Linked DNA regions of Mus musculus: region 2 is linked to region 1. A link is a loop called in an ENCODE intact Hi-C map of the cell type or tissue named here. Cell type or tissue: left cerebral cortex. All regions are shown on one strand.

Region 1 (5,000 bases):
CCACATTCCAGAGCACCGTGTGCCTCTCACCCTGTCCTCTGAGGCCACTGACATAGACACACAAATAATTTTTGGAACTAGCCTCCATAACTACCAGGACCCACTGGCTCTCAGCATCTGTGTCTGCTGACACGTGTTTTAGCACATCACCCCCTCTACCCACTGAACAAGCTGGTTAAAGGCCCTGGTTTTAACCCGATCTCCTCTTACTTCCCAGTCTCTGTAGCTCCTCAGCCACTCCAATCCCATGCTTCTTAGGTCCACAATGCTCGCTCTCCTACATCACTCTCATTCCCAACCCCAATACTCTAGTAGGGCAAAGCTCCACCCAAATTCATTCTCTTCTCTTTCCAAATTCGTTTTGGAGTCAAGCAAGTCACATACACTCCCTTTTTCGCATGTCTCCTCATCTATCTTTCTGGTTTGGGACGTTTGTCAACAGTTTGCGCTTTTTATTATTTCTCTACTCTTCCATCTCGGGCACCTGTCAGTCTTCCATCCCTAAGAGATTGTGCTAGACGTGTTCACTAGCCATTCTAACCACCGGACCCTGGCTCCCTGTCCTGCGGGAAACGAATGCTCCTTCAGAATGAATGTGTCTGCTCCGTGTCCTTCTCCTTTCTCTTCCCCGGTGCACTACAGTGTGCCGGCTCGCTATCGGTACCTGGAGGCTCGGTTGGAGATGCAGACCTTCTGGCAGTCCTACCGCTTCTCCCTCCCGTCCCCTCCCACTCCCCTCCACACCTCGTTTCAGCTGCCCCGGCTTTGCACCTTGCGGTCGATGCGGACGGTGAAGACGCGTCCATCGCGCAAGGGTTCTCGGCTCAGCACCAGCCCGTGGTTAAACTCTTGGCCCGGCTGCTGCCGCCGCGCCGTGCGCCCGCAGGCCGACAGGCTGACCAAGCGCCCGGTGCGCGGGTGCAGCTCCCCGCCACCGCCGAGACCCCCGCCGGACCCCAGGCCTGGTCCGCTGCTGCCAGGGCCCCCACCCCCGCCGGGCCCCGGTCCTGGCCCGGGGCCCGCCCCAGAGCCCCCACTCCCACCCGACCCCGCCGCCATCGCCGCTGATACCGCGGCCGCGCGACAGCCGCGCTTGGCGGCACCGTGGCAACCGCGGCGGCCAGACGCCCTGGGGGAATACGGCCGGGGGGCTGGGGCCTGGTGTGCTTTACGGCACTGAAGCGTCCGCAGCTAAGGAACCGAGGTCTCTCACGAGGGGAACGGAAGGACGACGGGGTCGGGGGACTGCTTTACGGCCCAGCGGGACGACAGAGGCTACGAGAGCCGGGAAGATTTGGGCTGCTTTTGCGACAGTGGATGGCAGAATCGCCCGCCGCAGGCGTCTTTGCGACGAAGGCGTGCTGGCGCCCAGATACACTTTGCGACGTCGCCCGGCGCCTTGGACCCAACCCTTGTTAGGGAAAAGCGACATATTAGAGCATTCGCCTTAACGCAAGGGCTGGTGGCTTCCCCTAACACCGCACGCTTTAAGGCGATGGAAGTAAACGCTATCTTCGGGACAGAGAAAAAGTAGTTTTATAAATCCAAGTCTCAGCCCTTCACAGTGCCGAGGCCGGAAATGTCGCAATCCGATCACGCATCACACCTCTCCTTGACCCAGTCTCGCACCTCACCCCGCTCCGGCCCCACAGACTTTGCATCACACCTCTCCTACCCGCACACATTTCAAGGCCAACTTGAGCTCTGTGCCAATGAAACTCTTAAATCTTAAAAGTTACTAATAAAAATCCTAGCGGTGTCCCGTTGGGTAATCTCAAGGGACAGAGCGGACACCTCTGAGAGGTTACCTGAGAGCTATTAACAGAACCCAGCCCTACTCAGGCTCTCCCTGGTGTTGCGGGGCTGTGACATCACAAGGCTCCTCACCGCTGGCCAGGCCCCTTGACTGTGATTGGTTGATTCGGAGAAGGGCGGTGATGGAGAAGGGCGGGAACAAATTACAGAGACAAAGAAAGTCTTGGGGTGTAACAATAAGGGAAGGGTGTGCGGAGGAACTCCCAGGCTGAAGTCTGATAGTCGACCTTTCACCTGCCTCAGCGCCAGGGAGAAGAGGCAGAGGAGGTCCGGTCTGACCCGGAGCCCCCAGCGCCCACCGCCCGCCGCGATGGGGGCAGGGCCAACGGGCAGGGCTATGTGCAGCTAGAAGGGTAGGCAGTGGAATTGAAGTGGTTACCAAGTTGAGCTATGGAGAAGCCGGAGTCTCTCGCACCTGTTAGTGGCCTCAGTGCAGAATCCCCTGGGGGGGTTTCTAGGGCAGTACCTGGCAGTGCCAGAGGTATGCAAACAGACACCGGATTACCCCCCGGAGTAGCCTTGCTTCGCGGTCCTGGCTCCCTCTTGCATTCCGGGAACCCTGTAGTCCGCAGTCCTGGTCCAATTCAGCCCTCTGAAGGGGCAGTGACCCTCAATTCAGGACCCGCTCCGCAACTTCAGGAGGTTGCAAGCCTTGGGTCCAGCACATCCCCTGGCACTGGAACTGGTGCAACTAAGGCGTCCACCCCCGGGCCGGAGGAGGCTAAAGTGTACAGCTCGGAGAGTAGTACACACTCCGGGACATCTTTCACGGAGCGGCCTCGGAGCATCCTAAAAAACAGCAGCTCCATTTTGATAAAGAAACCCCCCGGTTCGGAGAAGTAAGCAACTCAGCTGGTTTTTTTTTTTTTTTTGTTTTTTTGTTTTTTTTTTTTTTAATGGTTTTAGAGCTTTATTGTAGAAAGGCAGGGGGAAAGAGCGAGGGAAGGAGGGCTAGAGAGTAAGAAAGGTGAGAGCTTAAATAGCAGCAACTCAGCTTTTAGCCAGCAGCCCTGAGACGGGAGGGAGGGAGGAGTTCAGGACACCTTGAGCTGAAGCCAAGAAAAAAACAGAGTCCCAAGGCCCTGGTTAGGGAGAGGTGGTGAGGTCAAATAGGTTGGAAATCTGAAGTTCCATGACTTGGAGAGGGCAGCAGGTGTCACAGGAATCCTGGCCACACAGCACTGATTATCACTGGGTATCTGGCTCCCATCCTAGCCTCTACGAGGGAATATAAGAAGAATTTTTTGAATGCCGGGAAGAATGAAGGAGACCTCTCTGTTAGGAGAGGGTCGCCAGAAGAGCTTCCTCCTTTGCTCCTTCCCTCACCTTAGGAAGTCTCAGCGCTGGGATGAAATGAACATCTTGGCTACCTACCACCCTGCTGACAAAGACTATGGCTTTATGAAGGCGGATGAGCCCAGAACCCCCTACCACAGGTGCTAAGCCCTAGCTTTTGAGCCTAAACTGTATTCTAACATGTGGCTATGAGGAAGAGGCAGAGAAGCCTCGGGGCACAAACACTGCCTCCTCCTCCTCCTCCTCCTCCTCTGCAGGCTGCAGGACACCGATGAGGACCCATCTGCAGAATCTTCTCTCAAGGTGACTCCTCAGTCAGTGGCAGAGAGGTGAGAGCCCTCTCAGAGATTAGTTGAGCTGTGCCCTCTGCCCTCATACCTTTGAAGGCAGTCTCAGATAGCTTTGTTCCTCAAACCCTAAAATGGTAGGTACTACCTACCTCCTCAGGCCTAACCAAAGCTGATCTAGGCAATCAGCAGCTTGGTCCCCACCCAACACCTACCCCCACCATCATTTTTTTTCCCTTCTGTACCCCCAACTAGTCTCCCTCCCCTTCAGGTTTGCCACAATGGACAATTTCCTCCCCAAGGTCCTCCAGTACGGAGACAACAAAAACTCAAAGGACACAGACAACTTTGCCAAGACATGTATGTGAGACGTGGGGTGGGTCTCGATGGACAGGGGAGCTTGGGTGGGGGGCAGCCCTTCTGTGAAGACCTTGGGGGAAAGCTAAGCTTTCACGCTGGCCCACAGACTCCAGTGATTTTGACAAGCACCGAAAGATACACTACAGTGAAGGGAAGTTCCTAAAGTCCCCAAAAAACCTGCCCACTGAGGAAGAGAGCATTGGGGCTAGTGCCAGCATCAGCAGCAGTAATCAAGCTGTGGCGACAGACCTGAAGCCTAGGCCTGTGGAGAAAGGCTGGGCAGGAAGACTGGCCACAGGAGTCAAAAATGACACTGTCCTGATGACTGATAGCCATGTCTTAAGCACCAACGGTTAGTGACAGGGGCCTCCTGGGGCTGCAGAGTGGAGACAAGAGACTCTTCCAGAGCCCAGATCTCCTTGAAATTTACATGTTTTCAAATCTGTTCTCTTTGGCTCTCTGCTCCTCACATCTCTGCTGTATTCTGATTTATTCAGAGAGCATTGGCCTACAGTCTTGCTCGTCTGACAGAGAGGCAGTGACTGGAGGGGACGCTAGGGAAGGAATGGGAACAACTGGAGCTGAGTCTCCACTGGGGGGGGGGGGGCCTCCAGAGACAAACTGAACAGAGAGATTAAGAGAACCCTTGGGGGATGGGGGTTCACTGAAGGCTTTTTAACATGGGGGAGGGGTGTTAGATGAGAACTTAAACTCTAATCCGGTAGTGGCCTGACTCAAAGGCAGAGCAGGTGGCCACAGGCTCAAGATTGTCTGGGGTACTTTTTCAGATTCTGCTACCTATAGAAACCAGTTCCCATCAGCCTCAGACTCTTCCATGGGGCAGCTGGCTAATCTACAGCGCAAGGAATACTACAGCAAAGGAAGGTATCTGAGGTCCGGCTCCCGCCCAGAGCTCGGAGAGGATATAGAAGATGAAGAACAGGATAGTGAGAGACTGGGGAGGATGGCCTGGGGAGGATGGCCCGGGGAGGACAGCCTGGGGGGTGGGGTGGGAGGACGGAACAAACTGTCCTCCTGTTACTTCCAGGTCCTTCAGGTTTGACCTGGGTTACTGAGAATCCGAAAGGCACTCCAGGTACTGTTGGAAGCGTCTTTGGGTATGACAAAACCATTTAGCGCTTTCTGAGCATAACCCTAACTCTAGTGCAACCTGGCAAGGGCACCATCTCTCTAGGCCTGGCTCTTAACAAGCTCCCATCTCCCACCCTCCCAATCCCTTTT
Region 2 (5,000 bases), 54 kb after region 1:
CTCAGCAAAGTCTACTGCTGCCAACTCTGCAGTCCTGAGAGTGTGCCTCACGCATGGACCATTCAGGATTGTGTGAAAGGGACACTGACTCCCTGAGAACCCCATAGCGTACACATTCCCATCGCGGAGATCACACAATTATCTCCTCTCCAACCGGTTCTCGGCCACAAAAACTGCCTCTGACTACTAAGGTGACTCACTTTTTAAAAGGCAACCTTAGGTGAAGCACCTCTACTGGATGAAACCTGTTGTTTCTCCCTTATCAGAATGGGGACTCATCCCTTAAAGAACTCAAGAGTCCGAGCAGTGCTAGGAGCCAGAGAGTCTCCCAACCCTCACTCTGGAGTCTTTACCAGCTGGGTTCCTCTGGTCCTGGGTTGGTGAGAGGAAGTCTCTGGGAGAAGGACATCACCTGGACTTCTGGTTAGATGGGTCATTTGGACTTCTAGGTTTCCAGGCCAAGCCAAGGGTTAAATTATGAAAGGGTCTATGCTTACAGATAAGCACAGGGGCTACCTGGGTCGAGCCCATGGCAAATGTATGCAGTGGAAGACTGGGAGATAACAGTCCTCCACTTTAGATGCAGGCTGGCCTCAGATGCTCCCTAAGGCCCTGCAGGGCTGTAGGGAACATGCAGTCTTGGACTGAAGAAGACATTTTTGGTTTCAGACAGGTCTTGACCTTAAGTCATCCGTTAGCACGGAGGCTACTGCCTTTTCTTCTTGTTTTTCTAATTACATTGACTGATTGAATGATTGCTTGGTTGATTGATTGCGTGCACCATGGCATGTGTGTGGGGAGGACAGTTTGCAGGAACTGTCTTCTACAATATGGGACTCATGGCTAGGGCCCAGGTTGTCAAACTTGGTGGCAAGTACCTTCACCCTCTGAGCCAGCTCATCGCCCCCAATCTTGGTTTGTGAAGAGCCTAGAAATCACCGCCCCCTAATTCATAATACCTCAAAGTTGGTGTCTGTACCACAGCCACAAGTCCAGCAAGGCCCTACAACTCGTAGAACAGGTTGGCGATCAGCATCCAGGATGGAAAACTTAGGAAGGAAGGGATGCCAGGTCTGTAGCACATGGCCAATGGTGGTGCCAGGTGGAGCCTGGACTTCCATCTGGAAAGGGAAGCAGACAGGATTACTGTCAAGCCAGGACACCTTGGCCAGCGCTCTTCACTGGTGCCAGCTGTCTTCTGACTGTTCAGACCCTCAACTAAACCGCCCCCACTCCTATTAAAGCCACAACTCTTTCTGCGCTGCTTACCATACACTGCCCACCAACCACCCCAAAACCTGCCATGCCCACCTCCTGAAGACCACAGGGGCAGCAGCTGCAGCCACAATGAAGTGGGCGGAGGAGCCGGAGCACCTCGCGGTCCCCAGGGTCCGCTAGGCGGATTCGAAATGGTCGGCGGGCACCACAGCACAGGCGGGCACAACAGTTGCTCTCTTCAGCTGCCTGACCCAGTTGCTGTCCGGTTCCGGAGCGAAGTTCATACATATTACAGGTCTCCCAGCCTAGGAACGCTGGGAAGGGCAACACGCTGAGGCTCGGGGGCCACCTGCCCAGAAGCTAACCACTGCCATAAAGATCATGAAGCCCATCTTGCTCCATCCATCTCCTACTCACTTTCCACTCGTTCAGCCTTCTGATGAATCAAGATTTGATCAATCTGTAAAGAGTTAAGAGCAGCGTTGACCTTATCCGTCACCTCGAACTTCAGTTCTCCTCCCAGCCATCCTCTCTCTCACTCACCTGCACTAGGAATTCGAGGCCAGGAGGCACCCCTGGCAATGGCACGAAAGGAGCAGGAGGCCCTGGAGCCACTGGGCCTGGCGAGGGGAAGAGAGCGAAGCCGGGAGCAGGGGCAGGCACCTGGGTGGGCACTGGAGCTTGTCCCGGTCCAGGATGCAGAGCCACCGGCTCTGGATACCCAGATGGCACGGGGTAGGGAGGTGGGGGTGAAGGGGCATAGCCTTTGGGGGGCAAGTAGCCTGTAGGGGAGCAGGAGTAGATTAGAAAGTTATCTGTGGACTCTTCTTTCACAGCCCAAGGACCAGGAGCACCCGCGGAAAACGTAAGAAGAGGCAGAGAATGATGGGGCGGAGGGGCAGGGCGGTGGCTCCCCAGGAGGAAGGGAGGGCCCCACGCAGCCAGTCTGAGCACATTCCTGGAGAATGTGTTCGACACCCGGCACCCAATTTCGTGGGGGCAGGGGGGAATAATGGAGACCCCAACCTAGCGTCAACGTACCTGCCATGGGAATCAGGAGGGGAGTCTTGGGCTTTTGGCGTAGGGGAGACTTAGTTCTGGAGTGGGACAAGCTCGGGAACAGCTAGACAGACACAGAAACAAAGACGGACAGGCAGAGGCGAAGAGGTAGCTGCGCCCAGTACGGGCCCAGGGTCTCTAGGGCGGCACCTAAGACTCGGGGAGAAACCGAAAGTGTCAGCGGGCGGGGCGGGGTACCTAGGACCCTGAATTTTCTTAGGGGCCCCAGGACCGCCCCCTCCCTTTGTTCTCCCATTTTTTCTACGGAGATGGCTGTTGGCAGACGGCAGGGCAGATGGTCCTGAGGTCAGACAGATGACCTGACCCCGAGGAAAGTCTCCTTAACCCCTCTATGGTCCGGCTCACCTGAAGCCCCCAGAATAAGTCGGGGGGCCACGCACTCCGGGGCTCACAGGCGCTGGTGGAGGCGGGCCCAGATCTGACCCCACCCCCGGGTCGCCTAAGTCCCGCCCCCCAGTCCGGGCGGGGCGACTGCGCAGAAAGCAGGCGCTTCTCCTCCCCCGGGGCCGCGGACCTTGGACCTTGTGCGCTTTGTTCACCGTGGTTCCGCCCCTTCCGCTCCGACTGCAGAGGCTTGGAGACCTGGCCTGTTGGAGGGTGATTGCGGCCCTATCCCCAGCAGCAAGACCCTCGCCTTTTCCGCGGGTTGCTGCTCTGCCTCCCCACCGCGTGGCTGCTCCGGTCCCCGGGATCCTCCTCCCAAGGGCGGGGCGGGCCTCGCTGACGCAGCGGAACACCATTCACACTCATTCCTTGCCTCCCAGACTTGGCTCGGTGTTCTTCTCAGGGCGACCTCGCTGTGTTCTCCCCCTGTCACAGCGTTGACCCACTCAGTCACCTCTCAGTTCAGGCACGCCCATTACACGCGTGACAGACTTTCAAAAGGTAACAGTAATGAATGTGCATGAGGTAAGGCTCAGGGAAAGACACTTGAACAGAACAGGCCCTCCATTCCCCAGTATGGAGGCAAAACATGCAATCCCAGCGTTTGGGAAAGGAGAGGCAAGAGGAGAGTCACAAGTATGAGGCCAGTCTGTTTTACATAGTTCCAGACCAAGTCAGGGCTACAATAGGGAGACTCTCTCAAAAGACTCCTTTCCTCAAAAGAAGATAGCATAGTATCTGGGCAGGTGTGGAGGATCGCGAGTTCCAGGTCAGCTTGGGAGTGACCTGGGTCACTAGGGGAGATATTAAAGAAACAAAGCCGAAACTAGCCCATCACTTGTGCCTGGGTCTTAACTTCCTATCAATTGTATATTAGTGCTTGGGGTGCAGACTAGGGATTCTTAGAATTCTAGTTTTTATTGTACAGCCTAAACTGAGAACTACTGTGTCAGAACAACCCAGGAGGCTGTGGGCAGGCCAAGGTAAGGGAGAGGTTCTTACAGAAATCTGGTCCTACTGTGGTGGATTGCACCAGAGACCAGGGCAGTGAGGCAGTGTTGATGTGTATATGAGGGAACATGACTTCATTATGCCTCAGAGATAGGATGTAAGGAGAAAATTGCAAGTTGAGTCATGCTAGGCCTCTGAGACCCTTCTGCACAGCACAGACCCCTCCTCCCCCTTGCCTTGCTGTGCTATGTCATTTACTGCCTGCCCGTGCAATCCCTGGCTTCATATATCTTGGTCTCTCTGTTGACCTTTCACCTCTAAGATCCCGTTCCTTTGGGGGTACTTCTTACTAGTGCTGAAAACCCAGCAAATGAGCGGAAGGAAGCTTTAACTGTCCCCAAATGCCAAATAAGCCCACTTCAGTGTAAGGTTGAGCACAGAGCAATGGGTGGTCTTACCAACAAGGGCCATGTTTCCACTGCTGAGGTCTGCATTCTTTTTTTTTCTTTCTTTCTTTTTTATTAGGTATTTTTCTCGTTTACATTTCCAATGCTATCCCAAAAGTCCCCCATACCCACCCCCCCAATCCCCTACCCACCCACTCCCTCTTTTTGGTCCTGGCATTTCCCTGTACTGGGGCATATAAAGTTTGCAAGTCCAAAGGGCCTCTCTTTCCAGTGATGGCTGACTAGGCCATCTTTTGATACATATGCAGCTAGAGACAAGAGCTCCAGGGTACTGGTTAGTTCATATTGTTGTTCCACCTATAGGGTTGCAGTTCCCTTTAGCTCCTTGGGTACTTTCTCTAGCTCCTCCATTGGGGGCCCTGTGACCCATCCAATAGCTGACTGTGAGCATCCACTTCTGTGTTTGCTAGGCCCCGGCATAGTCTCACAAGAAACAGCGAGGTCTGCATTCTTAATTTTACTATGTCTATAGGGTGTCATGCCCGAGTGTATGACTCCATAACAGGTGCATGCAGTGCTCAGAAGAAGGTGTCGTCGCGTCCCCTGGAACTGGACGTTCAGAGAGCTGGGAGCTGCCATATGGGTGCTGGGAATCAAACCCAGGTCCTTTGGAAGAGCAGTCAGGGCTTTGATCCCCTAGGCCATCTCTCTTGCTCCTGGAATCTGAACATCTTGGAAGATTTGAACTCTAGGAGATGAGAGAGGAGAATGTTCTAGTCTTTTGTTTAAGACAGGTCTTATTATGTGGCTTTGGCTATCCTGGAATTCACTATGTAGCCCAGGTTAGCCTCCAACTAACAGAGATATACCTGTCTCTACCTCTGGTGTGCTGAGATTAAAGGCTTGCACCACTTTGCCCTGCTATGTTGTTCATTCCACTAATAAACCTAACTACAGCCT

The links. Peaks named below come from ENCODE experiments on the same cell type or tissue, not always from the same donor. Only the 100,000 strongest peaks of a DNase experiment are listed, where the experiment ranks them.
Region 2: it touches region 1 in a loop (2.3-fold over the local background); 5 of 42 quality-filtered maps call a loop at or near these places.

Annotation. Positions count from the first base shown.
Region 1 is chr11:69,897,957-69,902,956 of GRCm38, reverse strand. It overlaps 2810408A11Rik (RIKEN cDNA 2810408A11 gene), which reads left to right and starts at 2,043. Exons shown (of 9, transcript NM_001382461.1): 1 at 2,043-2,654; 2 at 3,147-3,251; 3 at 3,369-3,440; 4 at 3,670-3,758; 5 at 3,865-4,110; 6 at 4,547-4,705; 7 at 4,807-4,854. The coding sequence starts at 2,206. Neurl4 (neuralized E3 ubiquitin protein ligase 4) reads right to left here and starts at 1,141. Exons shown (of 29, transcript NM_001013414.3): 1 at 772-1,141. The coding sequence starts at 1,059. In left cerebral cortex, no CTCF peak of the experiment used is centred here; DNase peaks (open chromatin) are centred at 1,273 and 1,882; H3K4me3 peaks cover 2,508 bases; H3K27ac peaks cover 1,967 bases.
Region 2 is chr11:69,844,335-69,849,334 of GRCm38, reverse strand. It overlaps Plscr3 (phospholipid scramblase 3), which reads right to left and starts at 2,718. Exons shown (of 8, transcript NM_023564.4): 1 at 2,644-2,718; 2 at 2,260-2,427; 3 at 1,762-2,000; 4 at 1,636-1,678; 5 at 1,312-1,532; 6 at 960-1,121. The coding sequence starts at 2,266. In left cerebral cortex, no CTCF peak of the experiment used is centred here; DNase peaks (open chromatin) are centred at 2,241, 2,793 and 2,971; H3K4me3 peaks cover 1,733 bases; H3K27ac peaks cover 1,613 bases.